Linked DNA regions of Mus musculus: region 1 is linked to region 2. Evidence: chromatin loops called from intact Hi-C (ENCODE). Cell type or tissue: left cerebral cortex. All regions are shown on one strand. Each heading gives the region's core, and the rest is flanking DNA. Links, peaks and the distances in the headings are about the cores only. Region 1 overlaps Nr2e1 (nuclear receptor subfamily 2, group E, member 1). Region 2 holds the start of Snx3 (sorting nexin 3).

What was found. Peaks named below come from ENCODE experiments on the same cell type or tissue, not always from the same donor. Only the 100,000 strongest peaks of a DNase experiment are listed, where the experiment ranks them.
Region 1: it touches region 2 in a loop (8-fold over the local background); 3 of 42 quality-filtered maps call a loop at or near these places.

What each region holds. Positions count from the first base shown.
Region 1 is chr10:42,574,568-42,582,897 of GRCm38, reverse strand. It overlaps Nr2e1 (nuclear receptor subfamily 2, group E, member 1), which reads left to right. Exons shown (of 9, transcript NM_152229.3): 1 at 1-16; 2 at 4,587-4,732. Among named protein-coding and RNA genes, the nearest start is that of Nr2e1, 4.9 kb to the left of the region's middle. In left cerebral cortex, for the core only: no CTCF peak of the experiment used is centred there; DNase peaks (open chromatin) are centred at 399, 2,846, 3,350 and 4,293; H3K4me3 peaks cover 2,815 bases; H3K27ac peaks cover 872 bases.
Region 2 is chr10:42,498,328-42,506,657 of GRCm38, reverse strand. Snx3 (sorting nexin 3) reads right to left here and starts at 4,604. Exons shown (of 4, transcript NM_017472.4): 1 at 4,166-4,604. The coding sequence starts at 4,327. In left cerebral cortex, for the core only: no CTCF peak of the experiment used is centred there; DNase peaks (open chromatin) are centred at 3,999 and 4,633; H3K4me3 peaks cover 2,237 bases; H3K27ac peaks cover 1,928 bases.

The DNA of each region.
Region 1 (8,330 bases), core at 48-8,047, 76 kb before region 2:
CCCGCCGGATCAACAAGTGGGTACCGCTCGGGCAGCCGCGGGGTCCTGGCGCGTGGCCTGGGGAGGGCAGGCTGGGAGGCCGGGATGGTCCTTCTGAGAGCTCTGAATTTGAGCCCCAGAGTAATACTCTCTCGGGCTTGTATGTCCGTTGGCCTAGCTCTCTTAGACTGTTGCGTTGGAGCGTTTCGTGCAACTGGGAGAGCAATTTCGTTGCTTCTGGATGCTAGCTCTTCCGGGTCTCCCCGGTGTATCAGGAAGGTTGCGACCCGTGGCAGCCCACCGGTCCAGCCTGCTGTTTCTATTTAGCTGCAGGTGCCGAAGGTGGGAGGGGTGAGCCAGGGGCGGGAACTGGGCCGCAGCTCCAGGCGGCCGCACAATAACGCAGCCGCTCAAAAACTCAGAGCTTGCAGCGCGCAAAAGCAACTCTGCAAAAAGCGGATTTCGAATGGAATGCTTTGCACTCCGTTTCCAGCTATTTCAAATAATCCTGCAAAACCGGGAAGCAGAAACCATTTAAAAGTCACATTTTCCTTAATCCTAAATCCGCGTAGGTCATAACTGGGGAATGTAAAGTATGGCGAGCCAGTCTAGCAAAGAGAGGACCAAATCCCTAATCCCAAGGACTTTCGGAGCGGGAGCCCAGCACCGACAGGAGTCTGCGGCCTGCTCACTCCGGACGCTTCTTCTTCCAGCTTCCTCTCCCATAGACCGCACTGCTGCAACTGATCTCTGTTGACCTCCAAAGACAGGCAGAAGTGCAGGGCAGCTGGGCGTGTGCGAGCACAGAATCTGCAGACCCTCGGAGTGCGTAGGCCTGAGCCGGCGTGGTGGGCGCCTACGCGGTACAACGGTCTCCCCGGGGCTTTCCAGTTCCCGCCTTCCACAGGCCGGAGGCTGGGAGTTCTAGGGTCTGTGTATAGTGCGCACACCCTGAAACTCGCTAGCCACCGGTGTAGTCCCCCCCCCCCCCCATAACATTTTTGGCGCTCTCTGTGAGTTCCTTCCCGCCCCCTCCCCCTTCACTCGCCCTCATTGTCCAGGGTCTTTGAAAGTTGGAAGAGTCTTGGTTACTTCTGGGGACTGATAATGAAGTCTCACTTAGGATGGATGCAGTTCCCGCCTCCACCTCTCGCCCCCGTAAGAAGTGGCTTGTGTTTTCATTTTGTGCGCTTGTTTTGATTTGGGTGCTGAGTTTAAAAACTAGAGTAAAGTGAACGTCAAAAAAAAAAAAACGAAGGAAGGAAGGAAGGAAGGAAGGAAGGAAGAAAGAAAGAAAGAAAGAAAGAAAGAAAGAAAGAAAGAAAGAAAGAAAGAAAGAAAGAAAGAAAGAAAGAAAGGGAAAACGGTCAGAGATAGGGCCCAGGGAAGGAAACTTCACCACAGCTTCAGTGCACAACTGACACTTGGGCAGGACCACGGCTTCCATTAGCCTTGGCCTATCCTTGCCCTGGCTGTTCTGAGCTCTGGAAAGTAGTGCAGGCTCAGAAATAATAATAATAATAATAATAATAATAATAATAATAATAATAATAATAATAATTCTGGGTGAGTATCTTTCCCAAGAGAAACAGGAGACCCTTCCTGCTGCATTACAAACCTGCATGCCAGGCAACACCGAGGTTGAAGGGCCTGGGAGGCCTCCCTGGCACGTTCACCCTGGAACAGCCAAACCTGTCTCTTGAGATTTGAAGCTCGAAGCTTCCATGGAACTTGAAAAGTGGGTCCTCGGAGAAGAGGGAAGGGGTGGGTGCGAAGCTAGGCGTTCAGCTCAGCACCCCAGCCCTGTGAACAAGACAGATGCTGGCTGGCAGACTCTGGACTTGGGAGTCAGGGTGGGCACATGACGTGAGAAGGCAATTTCTGGGGAAAGTTGAGTTTTCTAGCTTATCAAGCCTTGGAGATTGCCCTTGAAGGCCTGGAGACTCCAGTCAGTGCCCGATGGCTTTGAAAATTTTGCTCTCTGGGTGAGGGAGCAGACCCTGCAAAAAGTGCCGCTTCATCCAGGTTTTCAGACCCAGGCTGTGGCCAGCGGAAATTCTGTGGCCCTGCGGTCCAGGCAGTGAGGGGGCTCTGAGAGCAGTGGGGCCAGTCTCGAGGCAGGGAGGGCTTCATCTTACTTGGCTGGCTGGAGAACAGAGCCTTGTTACCCGGATTCCCGCCTGGGTGGTACCAAGACCCTGACCAGTCACCCTTGCAGCCCAGACTAACTTCTTTCAACAGCCTCTGATGGTAATTACAGTAATCGAAGCTGCCATATATCTTTAGGCAATTATGACCCACAAAAAGCCCTGAGGGGACCCCCTGGGGAGGGAAGTTAAGAACCGTTTTCCAGCCTCAGGAAACTCGCTCGACTCACATCTGAGTTCGCTCGGCTTGCTAAAAGAGAAGAGCTACGCCGCAGTCAACCAGCTTGTCTGTGACCCCAAGTCACCTTAACGTGGCTGGTTGGTGGAGTCGGAGGCGTCGACCCTCTATGCCCTGGAATTTTCGCTTCCCTCCCTTCTGTGCCCCGCCCCAACCCAGCTCTCTCTCTGGCTCTCCTTTGCTTGGATGGGGAAGTCAGCCCTTAAGGCCGAGCAGCAAGCCCAAGTGGTGACAATCCGGCATCCTGACCAATGAGCCAGAAAAGGGTCATCCACCTTGAGCTCGTCTTCTCCAGAAATTAGTGACCGTAGGCTCCAATCTGGATGGGAAGCCTGGGTAAGCGGCCCGCCACTGCTTCCCCTTCGGGCTCACCCTCAGTGCTGCCGGGACGAGAAGGGCAGCTGGGGCGACAGTGCTCCTGAGCCCTTAATAGGGGGCCCCAAGCGACCCAGAGGGAGGAGAACTTTGGAAGATCTGAGCTCTGCGTTCTGTTTCCACAGGGAGTGCTGTGCAGCAGAGCTGGTGGCCGCGCAGTCCAGGCGCGACCGTGAGTTGTTTGGGGAGTAGTGACAGGCCCCAGGGGGTGAAGGACAAGAACTACACTTGATTCACCCCAGCCCCTCCCTTCCCCAACACAATCTCCGCTCTTGCCCTGCGGGAGAGGGGGCGCCGAGGCGGTGGCCGCAACGCCGAACGCCTCCCCCGCCAGCCTTTGTCGCCGTCCGAATTCCCATGCTACTCTTTTTGACGGGTCACTGGTGGCTCTATAGGCAGGTGCTGCGGCGGGGTTGTAATTACCCGGGCTGAGCCGGGTCCTTACCGACCTCCCCTTGCCGGGCCCCCCGCACTCCCCCCTCCACCTGAGGAAGAGGAGGCCAGAGCCCGGAGTGCAAGCCACCTCAGGCGCCTCGGGGTTCCCTCGCCTCGGGGCCTCCGCAGACAGCGCCCTCACCTCCCCAGCTCCGTTGGCTCAGCTTCCCACTGCTGCCTCTCCCGCCCCCAATCTGGGTGCTCCCGGAGCTGCTGTGGGGTTCCCACGAGGCCGGAGATAGCCTGGTCCGGAGTTGGAATGCCTTTGACCCGGAGTGATGGGAAAATCAGGTGTTAATTGTTGTTGACTGTATTTTTTTAATGATAATGTTAACACGTTTTATAAATATTCCCATTGTTTACGGAAATGTGTCCTCGTCAGTAGCTTGATTCAGGCACTTGTTGGACTCACGCCTGAGAGAAAACACGCACCCCTTCTTAGTGCCCTCTTCCCAAAGGCCGCCAGGCTTGGAGAGCCCATGCAAAGTTCTCCTGCGTGGGTAGCAATCCCAGACAAATTAGAGCCAGTCAAAAGAAAAAAACAAAAAACAAAAACAACTCCCCTTTCCTCCAGCAGCAGAAAAAAAAAAATGCAGAAGATGCCACCACCACGAAGTGGTGAAGGGAAGAGACCGATGTTTCGGCGGAAAGGACTTGGGGGTAAAGGGGGAGAGGTGACTACCTCTGTCTACCCCAACTAGAAAGCCACCATTTGGCTATCTCTGCTCTTGCTCACACCGGTTACTTCCCTCCCCCTCAACTTTTTTTCTGAAAGAAATAATTTCTCAAACTCGCAGCACTAAGCATTTTTCCATAGGTAAAAAGAAAGTTGGGCAATTACCACTACCCTTATTATCATTAATAATCTGAGTATTAGCATCACAATAATAATCCTAATAATAACAAGCGCCCGGCTCAGCTCAGAGAAAGCTCGATTGCCTTCCAGCTGCCAACCCGGTTCCAGTCGTGTTTGTTTTTCTTCTTTTTCCCTTTTACATTTCAAGTTTGTCTCCTTGCGCGCTCACTAACAACTTTTTTTTCCCCCTGTTAAATGCAAGAGCAGAGGAGGGAGGCAGCCAAACTTTCGGCGGAGCAGAAAGGCAGCGGCGGGCCGAGCTGCTGCCCGGGCCTGCTGTAATCTTTTATTCCAAAATGGGTCTCGGCGATTAGAGGAGACCCAAATACATGTAGCGGTGCATGAATAATGCTTATTGTAGGAAGCTGACACTTGCTCAGGGAAAAAAAGTTTGGCTATAAAATCTCTTCATTATTTGCTTTTACTGCAGCTCCGATGCTAATCCCCTCAGAGGTCAGATTGCTTAGCATCTCGCTCCCCCTCTCCCCTTTCCTCCATCTCCCCCCCTCCTCCCCCGCGCTCCCTCTCACTCTTTCCCCCTCTTCCCGTCTTTCAGGCCGCATTTTAGATATCCCTTGCAAAGTGTGTGGTGACCGCAGCTCCGGGAAGCACTACGGGGTCTACGCTTGCGACGGCTGCTCCGGATTCTTCAAGAGGAGCATTCGAAGGAATAGGACCTATGTCTGCAAGTCTGGAAACCAGGTACTCCCCAGGGTTGAGCTTCGTGGCTCCCCTCTGCGACGTGCCCCCCAGCAATTTCTGCCAAGGCTGCCTCTGAATTCCCTGACCTCGGTCCTTGTGCCTCCTCTGTCTCATCTTTGGGTGGCCCTTTGGCCCTGGAAAGGCCAGATTAGGTTAGAGAAGGCAAATGAGTTTACAGGAGAGAGTCAGAACTCCCACGGTTTTTCTTGGTCACATTTTGACACTGAACAAGGCCCACACCTAGTCTGAAGGCCTGCCCAGAGACTGCAAGGAAGCAAGCAGAAGCCAGCAAGTGGCCCATTGGGCTGCCCACCCTTTGCATTCCCAATCTGAGCAGCAGCCAAGCTCAGTCTTCGACCACTGAGCCATGGCCACCTCCACCTTGAGCTAAGACTCCAGAGTGAACGCTGGCTACTCAAAAGCCATGCAGCACTAGATGCTGGGTCCTTTTGGCTCTGCAGATGCAGGGCTGCTCTGGAAGTAGACAGGTGTAAGGACTCAGAAAAGTGCAGGATTGGCTAGAAGAGAAAGCTCAGAGGAAGTTAGGATCCTAATCAAATTGCCCCAAATGTTCCTTTTCTGCTTACAGGAAGAACCTGCTGAGTTGCATTTCTGTCTGGCAGGGGCTGACCTATCTCACAGACACAGGGCAGTTAGGAAGTGAGCAGAGCCCAACTATAGCTTCCAGCCAGAGCTAAGTCCATTCCCAGGTCAGAGCTAAGTCCATTCCCAGATCAGACTCATGCTCACCTAAGTGGCCAGCTTTCCACTCCACACGTGGCTCATCTTTACATAGAAGCCTCCCCTTCACTCCTCCCAGACTCCTAAGAGTTCCTTGGTCAGAAGGCATCCTCTAGCAACCAAAATAATAATAATAATAATAATAATAATAATAATAATAATAATAATAATAATCCCACTAGTTAATGTATAGAACACAAGTCAACTCACAAAGTCATCTGGCACTAGTAAATTATTGTGAGTTCTTGTTCAGATGGATCACTTGCTCTTACCCATTCCTGATAGATTTTGATTGGCAGCACACACACAAGAAGACATGTGTGGGTAGATAAGTCATTTTGAACACCTCACCTGTTTTCTTGGGCTCTCAGTGTCTAGCTCACCACATCCAGTTGTGGCCCAGAAGCTCCATGGGTCTGACATTCTGTAGAGTGCCAGATCTCTACTTAGAATACTGTTGTTGTTGTTGTTGTTGTTGTTGTTGTTGTTGTTGTTGGGAGGTCTTGGTCTGTAGCCTAGGCTGGCCTGAAACTCACAATCTTCTTTCAACCTCAGGTGTGGGTCATCACGCCAGGCAACATTATCTTACACACCTTATACATGCATCTAACAGACAGAATTGGGAAGTCTGAGGTGTTGTGCTTCCAAGGAGGTGGTCACCAATTCAAAGACATTTATACAGCAGTCCGCAGTGATTGCAAAGAGGTGGTAGCAAACCCATCAGGCCCGTGTCCTCTCCTTGGCAGAACAAATAAAGGTGTCAAGTTGAGGCTCCTACTCACTGGCTCCAGGTCTTTCCGTACATTTGATGGGGCTGAAAAACCCACTTGAGACATTTTGCCTTTAAAGGTTTATCAACATACTGGAGAAGGTATCATTCAAATTGGAGACCCAACTACATTTAATAATAAATCATTTGAAACTCTTTTTTTATTTATTTATTTATTTATTTATTTGTTTATTTATTATATGTAAGTACACTGCAGCCGTCCTCAGACACTCCAGAAGAGGGAGTCAGATCTCGTTACGGATGGTTGTGAGCCACCATGTGGTTGCTGGGATTTGAACTCCTGACCTTCGGAAGAGCAGTCGGGTGCTCTTACCCACTGAGCCATCTCACCAGCCCCATTTGAAACTCTTTACACTGAGCTATTTTACTGCTGGCCAAAGATGCTGTGATGACTTCTAGGAACTAAAAATCCAAGTTCTTCTCTTGTTCTAAGACTATGTAAACACCAATTCAATTTCTTATTAACAGCACTGATGGCATTTAGAAGTCACTGTGAACCTGCATCTACCTTTACTTTAAACAAATCAACATCCTTTGCTTTGGGTTGGTTCAGTGTGTACGCATGCTGAGTATATGCTGTGAGTTACATCCCCAACCCGAGGCAATGGACTTTAATTGGTAAAGAAAATTAGATGAGTTGTTCTTGTGTGTAATTTTCCTCATGGATATTTCAAGATGTAAATATACTCATTCCAACTTCAGTGTTTATGAATATGTAAAACTGTGAGGCAAAATTAAAATACTTTTCTGTGTATAAAGTACTTGTGCAGAAGGCTAGGAATTTCACTCAGTGCTCCCAGCCCTGGGTTCCATCTGAAGTGCTTCAAAACAAAACATATAGATATTATGTATCTATATACATGCCCCCTCAGTAATGACACTGACACACACAAACACTAAAAAGAAACACTATCCAGGCTGGCTGTGGTGGCCAGGAGAAGTAGGAGGATCATAGATTTAAGGCCAGCCTAAGCTACACAGTAAATTTCAGATCATCCTGAACTATAGAGCAGGAAGACTCTGTCGCAAAAACCCCATGATCTGGGGATACAGCTCAATGGTAGACACTGGCCCGGCCCTGCATTCAAAACCAGCGCCAGATAACTAAACAGGGGAGGAAGAAGCCTTACCGCTTATGTTGTTGTTGTTGTTGTTGTTTTCCTTGGTTTTGTTGTTGTTGTTTGTATTTTGAGACAGGGTCTCACTCTGTAGTCCTAGCCACCCTGGTCTCACCAAAATCTGTCTCTGTCCCTCTAGGGGCTGGAATTTAAGTTGTGCACCACCACACCCAGCTAAATCATCTTTTTATAGACTCCCCTCCCCCACACATATACAATTACATAAGACATTTGTTTGCTTATCCTTGTCAGAAAAATATTTGTAAAGCAGCAACTGTTTCCCCCCACTATCTGGCTGATTCTTCACTCTACCTTACCCTCTTCTCTGTCTTCTGCATCTTTCTGAGTTTTCCTCTGCCCTTCAGCTCCGCCCTCCCCCACACTCTCTCTACGGGCCTTTCCCTTCTAAACACCCTGGCTTTAACCCACATTCCAGGGATGGTACGGGCCTTTCCCTTCTAAACACCCTGGCTTTAACCCACATTCCAGGGATGGCTGTTCCCCGTAGATCTAGGTTGAGTGAGACCCGTCCTCAGTACCTCAGGGTTGTCTCTGCTTTGTAGTTGTGCAAGGATGGCTTAACTACAAAAGGAAAGGACCTAGGTGCGAAGAGTAAGTGGTGTCTACTTATCAGATCAATGGGCTCACACGGAGGATGGCAACAAGCAATAGCTACAGGCTAGCTTCCAGCTGAGTTCAGGACCAGGTCGCTGTCTTCGGTCCTGAAAAAAAAAAAGTCATCTGTGCGTTGTTCCGCTACTGTTTGCTTTTTGAGCTCCTTCTCTTGGCCCAAGGATATGATATCTTCTCTTGGTCCGAGAATCAGGAAAAACTTTTCTCTTTGTCCAATAACCTGAGGTCGAGGACTGATCTTCTTGTCTCAACCCTGGGAATCCCAGACACTCACTTACCTGGTAATGCCCAAGGTCCTCCCAGGTCATTGGGTCCA
Region 2 (8,330 bases), core at 279-8,278:
GACCCTTTAATAAAATACTTCCAAATTTAATATCAGAAGACTGAGCGCAAAGAAAAACCTAGACGTCTTTAGAATGGTGAATGTTATCAAGCTGCTACTCGAGACAAGGTCTCCCTATGTAGTCCTGGTTGGCCTGAAACGCCCTAAGTTGACCAGGCTAGCCTCTGCCTCCTAAGTGCTAGGATACCCAGCCATTTTGCTACTTCTATCGAGCACCTCACTTGTTAAGACGATCAATGTTGGTATTAAGCTTTAAACTTTAATGTCAATTTCAAATAGCTATTTAGTTAGGTACAAAACAAGATGGCTTCTTTTTGTATCAGACTTGTCTCAAAGAAGATAGACGTTCATGCCAAGTGTGTTTCTGATAATAAGGCAATCCATTTTAGTATCAACTTCAAGTTAACACTCAAAAATGTAGTTGCCTGCTGACCTTTCATTTAGTAGGTATTTATATTTAAAAGGGGCCAGACTTGGTGTGAGTATTGGGTGTCAGTCACTGGAAGGCAGGTGTGACTACCAAGGGCTTCCTTCATGGAAAGGGAAGTAGAACCTTAATTTTTGGTACCTCATTCTACTAGGAAATGGTATTTATTTTTTAATCCAAGGCTAGCTAAAACCTCAAGAAGGAATCTCAATTTTCTCCAGGTACAATAGTAGAGTCTAAATTATTGAAAAAAATCCCCAAACTATTAACAAACTTCATTTGAGCAGTGGCTGAGTTTCCTTTCCAGCCGTCTCTTTAATATGCCGAATAATCTGGACCCTACACTTTCCCAGACCTTTAATCATTTACAGTGCTCGCTGCTGTACCTACCCATTACGACAATTTAAAAAAACAGTAACACTGTGCCAATTATTTTCAGAAGCCCAGAGATACTAATCAAGAGATCCTAATAGTCTTAAACACTGTTCTCAAAGAGAAAAGATAAATGGAGATTGGGAAACTTGTATTCTAAAGTGCCACCATCTAGATGAAATTACCCTGTGAATTGGAGCAATTTCAATCAGTCCCTATAAAACTGAACATTTTCTCAAGGCTAGAATTAGAGTTTAACTGTAAGATAGTTTAAAGGCCCAAACTCTGAAAAATAAAATGGCTTCCTCCATGGTAAATACAATGGCGAAAGGCAAGCAGTGGAAATGAGGGAGAGTATCAACAGTTTAGAATAGCAATAAACAAAATTTGTTCTACCTTCCCTCCTATCCTGGAACTACACAGACCAGCCTGCCTGCCTCTGCCACTCAAGTACTGGGATTAAAGGCATGAGCTACAACCCATCCTACCTTCATACAAGATCATCATTACTCACAAATATCGTATGCTGCTTAAGTAAAGCCTAGTGTCTTACTACATGGTGTCCTGAGTTTTCTCTCAGTCAATACATTATATACTAAGAATAACTCCAACATTTTCTAAGCATTAGAACCTCAATTATGTTTTATTGTTGGAGGCTGGAGAGATGGCTCAGCCATTAAAGTCTAGGCTTAGAACCAAAAATATAAGAGTTTAGTTCCCAGCACCCATGGCTGTCTCTCCAGCCACACACACACAAAAAAAAAAAAAAAAAAAAAAGAAAAGAAAAAAAGAAAAAAGAAAGAAAGAAAAAGAAAGAAAGAAAAAAAGAAAGAAGAGAAAAAGAAAACAATGTTTTATTGTTGGGTACCATACTTCTAATTAACATACAACACTCACTAACATACAACCAACTGCCTCATAATAAAAAATAAGCCGGGCGTGGTGGCACACACCTTTAATCCCAGCACTCGGGAGGCAGAGGCAGGTGGATTTCTGAGTTCGAGGCCAGCCTGGTCTACAGAGTGAGTTCAAGGACAGTCAGGGCTACACAGAGAAACCCTGTCTCGAAAAACCAAAAAGAAAAGAAAAAAAAAGAAACAAGAAAAAATAAAGCAGAGTAAGTATACAGTTTATTTAATTATCTAACTCACTAATCACTCTTAAAAAGGACTGTTTTCTACGTCCGGAGCCAGGCCGTTCGTTCATAGTTATATCCCAATGTCATATTCACTCTTTGGAAATAAAGGCTCGAGTATTTTAGGAAAGAGTCATCTACTAGGATCCCTTAACGACTACTCAGCAAGATAAGCACTGACTCTCCTTATGTGGAGGAAGTGAGGGCGGATCCAACTCAACTGGGACAGGAAGCAGTAGCCATGGAAGTTCAGAAACAGGAATACCAAGTTTCATGCTAACACAGGGAAAAACATGCTGGTGAATAAAGGCAAAAGAGGAAGTTCTTTTTTGTGACAGGCCATATATTAATGACAAAAATCATCCCCAAAGCTAAAAAGAAAAAAAAAAATCACCTTTTAAAAATTTTATTAGGTTTTTTTTTTTTTTAAAGTATGAATGTCTATGTGCCACGTGTCTGAAGGTGCTCAAAGGGACCAGAAGAGGGCATTGGAACTCCTGAACCTGCAGTGAGAGGTGTGTGAGCCACGTTATGTGGGTGCAGGGAACTGAACTCAAATCCAAATCAATTAAGTGTTCTTGAGCACTGAGCTGTCACCCTAGCACCGAAAATTATCCCCCTTTAAAACAGGCTTGGGTAAGAATTTATTTCCCTAGGTCCACGGAAGCCTGAATTTTGCAATCTTCAGAAAACAAGATACTAATTTGGCTCATGTTTTACACATCTATACAGTTCAATGAGTAGCCTGAAAAACCAGGCCATTTAAGCTTAATATCTCAAAAGTTTGATGATCCAAAGACAGAGAGACACACAACTTTTAATTCCAGCAGTTGGGGCCAGCCTGGTCTACATAGTAAATTCAAGGCCAGTCAGGAGCCTACATATGAGATTCTATCTCATAGGGGAAAAAAGTTTGATTAGTTCAACCATTCTTTAAAAGTGTGTAAGTTTCACAAGCTAAATATATACAGCACTCCTGGGCCGTACAACTTAAAAATGACTAGGATGGCAAATTCTGTTTACCACACAAAAAGTGCTTACTTTAATAAGAAATTCCTTCACATAAAAGCTAATGTTAAGCTGGGCGTGGTGGCGCATGCCTTTAATCCCAGCACTCGGGAGGCAGAGGCAGGCGGATTTCTGAGTTCGAGGCCAGCCTGGTCTACAGAGTGAGTTCCAGGACAGCCAGGGCTATACAGAGAAACCCTGTCTCGAAAAAAAAAAAAAAAGGCTAATGTTAACAATGATCATGAGTCCTCTAAGGCCAAAATTCTCATGGTTACTATTTAATATTTAATTTTTAGCAATGAATTAATTTAATAAGTTTTTTTTTCAAATGTGGAAAAACCCTTCCATCCTGCTCTACAGAGTAAAAAAAGCAGTACTTTCATTTAGTGTCCCTCGAATCATCTAAATTACTTACTGCCAAAACCCCATTAGTTATGGGATTCTAAGAGTACGTTTCTACTTCACCCTATTCCTTTTTTCAGTTGAAGTGAAAAAGCTAAAGCCAGACACTTAGATGAGTAGGGTTCCCTAGTCCCGGGCAGTTGCTTTTTTGGACACTGAGGAAGATGACATTCCACACACCTAGGCCTTCAGCAGGACAGCCAAGCATGCTAAGGTCAACCATTTCTCATCGCTGCTAACCGCTTGGTTGAGCCCTACCACAAAAATCTGACGCGCTCCCGTGAACTCGCCATCAAGTTCTGCTCACAGACGTGTACGGCCCAGGATACTCTTACTGTAGCTTGAGACAGGCCTGGAAAGAGCAGCTAAGCTTGGCTTCACTACGTCTTGGTAAGCGTCCAGGAAAAAAAAAAAAAAGAGACAGGGAGGGAGAGAGGGCTTCAACTTTGCGCACACACGCCCCCCTCCCCCTTTCTTCCTCAGTCACACCTAGCTCTCTTTTCGGAGAACAGTGTTCTCGAAAGATCTACCTCTTCAACTCAAATGTCAAGCCCAGATCAGCTGCCTGAGATCTCGGCTAGCAGAGCTCAACCCACGCCCTCGTCTTCCAGCACCTTCTACCGGAGCCAGCGAGCTGGTCCCCATACAAACTGTCCACGGAGAGCGAGCGAAACCCTGGCTCACGCCTCCGCCCGCAGACAAGCTGCCTCGCAGGGGCGTCTGGCCTGGGCGGCCGCTGAGACCTCAAGGCCCCGCGCCGGGGTCCGGCGGGACTTGGCGGCCCCGGAGCGAGGGATGCGGGAGAGGGGCGGACGCCTCACCTTGACCCTGATCTCGTAGGTGGTGAAGCGGCCCCGGCCGACCCCCACGGTCTGCGGGTTGCTCACGTCGATCTCGAGGAAGTTGCTGGGCGGCCCGTAGGCGTCATTCAGATTCTGCGGCTTGGTGATGAGCCGCCGGGTGTCCGCTACCGTCTCCGCCATTTCGCTGTCGCCGCGGCAGCCGCGGGCTTCTCTCCACCGCCTTCCGCCAACGCCACCGCCGCCCGCCGCGGGGACTCCCGGCTCGCGCGCAGCGAACGGAGACGAACGAGCACGTAGGACGGGTGGGCGTTCGTTCCGCGCGAAGCTCCGCCCCAGGCTGCTCGGGCTTCCGCCCTCTGCCCAGGGAGAAACAGCTGACTGGCCTGAACGCCGCGCCCGGTTCGCAGGCCCCGCGGCGGCCCCGAGGGACACTGCGGGGTGGGGCTGAGGCGCGGCGGCGTCACGGGACTGTGGGCGCCAAGGATATGGGGAGACTACAATAACCACAATGCCTCGGGCGAGCGCGCCGCCGCCGAGTGACGCGCAGGCGTAGTAGGGGAGCTCTGGGGAGGAGGTGTGGGTTTCCGGCTTTTCTGACCCAGCTTCTCTGCGGGGAGGGACTCCGGAAACGATTTTAGCTGTTCTGGCGCAGTGAAGGCAGTCGTTGGGACGGCAGGGAGGAGACAAAACTGCCTATGCTGTAAGACAGCCAATCCAGTGCATCACTGTGATCCCTGGAAATTCATTTCTAGAAACCTTTAATAAACGTCTCAAATGAATCAGTACACATCTGTAATCCTGACCTTTGGCAAATGGAGAGCGGAGAATCAGGAGCTCGAGGCCAGCCTGGGCTACATGAGACCTTATCTTTAAAAACCAAGGGAGAGCCGGGCGGTGGTGGCGCAGGCCTTTAATCCCAGCACTTGGGAGGCAGAGGCAGGCGGGTTTCTGAGTTCGAGGCCAGCCTGGTCTACAAAGTGAGTTCCAGGACAGCCAGGGCTATACAGAGAAACCCTGTCTTGAAAAAAACACAAAACAAAACCAAAACAAAACAAAAGGCTTTTTAGCCAGGCGTGGTGGAGGCAGAGGCAGGCGGGATTTCTGAGTTCTAGGCCACTGGTCTACAGAGTGAGTTGACAGCCAGGGCTACACAGTAGCCCTCAAAAAACAAACAAAAAATGATGATGTAACTCAGTTGGTAGATTGATTGCCTAGGATTCATAAAGTCCTGGGTCCAGTCCCCAAGAAGGACATTAATCCCGGCATAATGTAATGCCAGCACTCAGAAGGCTGAGACTCAGAAGTTTCAAGGTCACCCTGTTCTACACTGATAGATTCGAAGCAGTAAATAAGGGAGTGGAATTTTTTAAACCTGATAAGCTCAAACTAAGGTCAAACAGTGCCTAAAGACTGGTCTGGCCCCTGAAATAAGAAAGCAAAATAAGAAAGACAAGATGAAGGCCGGGAACCCTGTCTGGGTAAGCGGCCACTCTTGTTTCCCACAAATCCTGGTAAATGTGTTTTGTTTTTAAGCGGTAAATCTCAAATTGTACTTGGAATGCTACTTAGAGAAGCCTTTATACAAAATGGAAAAAAGGACCAGGGAAAGACTCAGGAAGCTGAAGGGAGACAGGAAGATAGGGGAGTGCCAAGAACCAGGATACCAGGAGCTAGTGCATCCGGTTGTCAACCCAATACCTGAACAAAGCCATTACGTGGCCTAGGCAGCGTCACGTGACCTTAGAGTCCCTTCAAGTCAGCCTACAAAAACAGCAGTGTAGCACAACCATAAAGCTAGCAAGTTCCAAAGTTAGTTTATTTCCAGAGTACAGGAGAATACAGATCTGAAAAGAGTTGGAGATACGGGCTACTGATTAACAGTGCTTGTCGTGCAAGTACGAGGACCTGAGTTTGGACCCCCAAATTCATGCAACAACAAGACTTGCAGTACCAGTAACTACAACACTGTGGGGGTGAGGTGGGGTGGGGTGGGGTGGGGTGAGGAGATAGGGGAGTCACTCAGGTTTTGAAAACTCTTAGCCTGGGTTGGGGTGGGGTGAGTTGGGGTAGAGAACTACAAAACAAGGAGCTCCAGGCTCAGAGAGACTTGATACTTCAGAGAAACAACTAAGAGTAATGAAAGAGTACATGGATGCTGGCTTACACACAACATGCTTGAGTGCCCTCCCACACACACACACATACACACATAGACACATACACACACATATACATACATAGACACACACATTCACACACACATACACACATACAGACATAGACACACACATACACACACAGACATAGACACACACATACACACACAGACATAGACACACACATACACACACAGACATAGACAGACACACATATATAGACACACACATATACACACATACACACGTAGACACACATAGACACATACATAGACACAGACACACATACATAAACACACACATATACACACATGCACACACATAGACACACACCTACACACACCATGCTTGCTACACACACATAGACACACATAGACACACCATAGTGCACATACATACAGGGGAGAGAGAATAATCTAGAATTAAAGAGAATACAGTGGCTAAGTGAAAGTAACAGTAATTTTGTATTGTCTAGACAAATGCCTAGTTATAATGGCAACAGAAAAAGTTTTAAAGAAACAAACAGAGAAAACAATGAATCTGATTCATAACAATGACCAAAATAACCAAATCTCAGAACTCAGTGGGAAAGCATGTGGACTTCAAGGACACCCTGGGGTACATACCAAATTCAGAGATTTGCATGAGAACTTTTTCTCAAAAACTGAGTTCAAGAGTTAAATTAATAAAGAGAGGGTCTGAATACAGTGTGGTTGGGAGAATGGCTGCCTATCGTGCAATGGGGCCGTGGGGTCGATCCCAGCACCACATTAAATGGCTGTGATCCTAGCACTCAGTGGAAGAAAGAGAAACAAGAGTTCAAAGCCAGCTTGGACACCCGAGACCATGACTAGAAATAATAGGTGCTGGGTTTGGAGATATGTGCCTATAATCCTAGCAGTCAGAAGACTGAGGCACGAAACTCTTCATTGGAGACCATCTTGAGATTCATATTGAGATCCTGTCTCAAAAGAGAGAGAGAGAGAGAGAGAGAGAGAGAGAAAATTGGAAAGTTGTAGAACTTAGAACCTCTAGAGAAGAGTGTCTGTCTTAAACAATGTGGGAAACAACTGTATTAGTTACTCTGAGTTTTTGCTGTGACAAAATGCCCAACAGGAAACAATGTAAGGAGAAAAGGATTTATCTTGGCTCGGGGTTTAAGAGAGCACAGTCTGTCACAGTGGGAAGGCATAGCAGAGGTTGTAGGGGTGGAGGGGCAGACAGGCAGGGGCACACAGCCGGGACTCCTCACAGCTGGGAGACCCGGAAGCAGAAAACAGTGAATGTTGGCATTTTCTTTTCAGTTTTTATTCAGGCACAGCCCCTAATCCATTGGTGGTGATGCTGCTTCCTCCTTCAGTTTAACCTCTTGGGAAACACTCTCACACACTTGTAAAGTCTGTGTCCTTAGTGATTCCAAACCCAGTCAGGGAAGTGGTTGGTTTCAGGACTCCCCGACCTGGGACTGAGGTGCACATTTTACAGACCAAAGCAGACCTGGCCTCCAGTTCTCCCAGCATCCCTCAGTCCCTACCTGGCTTACCCTGTCCCCAAGCTTGAACTTTCCAGCCCAGGGGCTGGACTGCCCTTCCCCCAGAGGCTCCTCCCTATAAAATCCAAATGTCTTGTGCTCTTCTTTTCTTCTCTCTCTGCACGCATGCCCTTTCTTTCTCTCTCCCTTCCCATCCTCCCCTCCTTTCCACATGGCGATTTTCCCTGGCCTAGGTCCTTGGGGCCAGTGAACCTGACCTCCCAAGAGCAGCTTCCCAATAAACCTGTTTTTAATATAATCTAATCTAGCTTGAATTATCTCATTTCACCAGCCGTGAAGAAATAACCTATCAGTAAATGCATAACTTTCAGGATAAAAAATACACAGCAAACTGGGCAGTGGTGGTGCATGCCTTTAATCCCAGCACTTGGGAGGCAGAGGCAGGTGGATTTCTAAGTTCGAGGCCAGCCTGGTCTACAGAGTGAGTTCCAGGATGGCCAGGGCTACACAGAGAAACCCCGTTTCAAACACACAC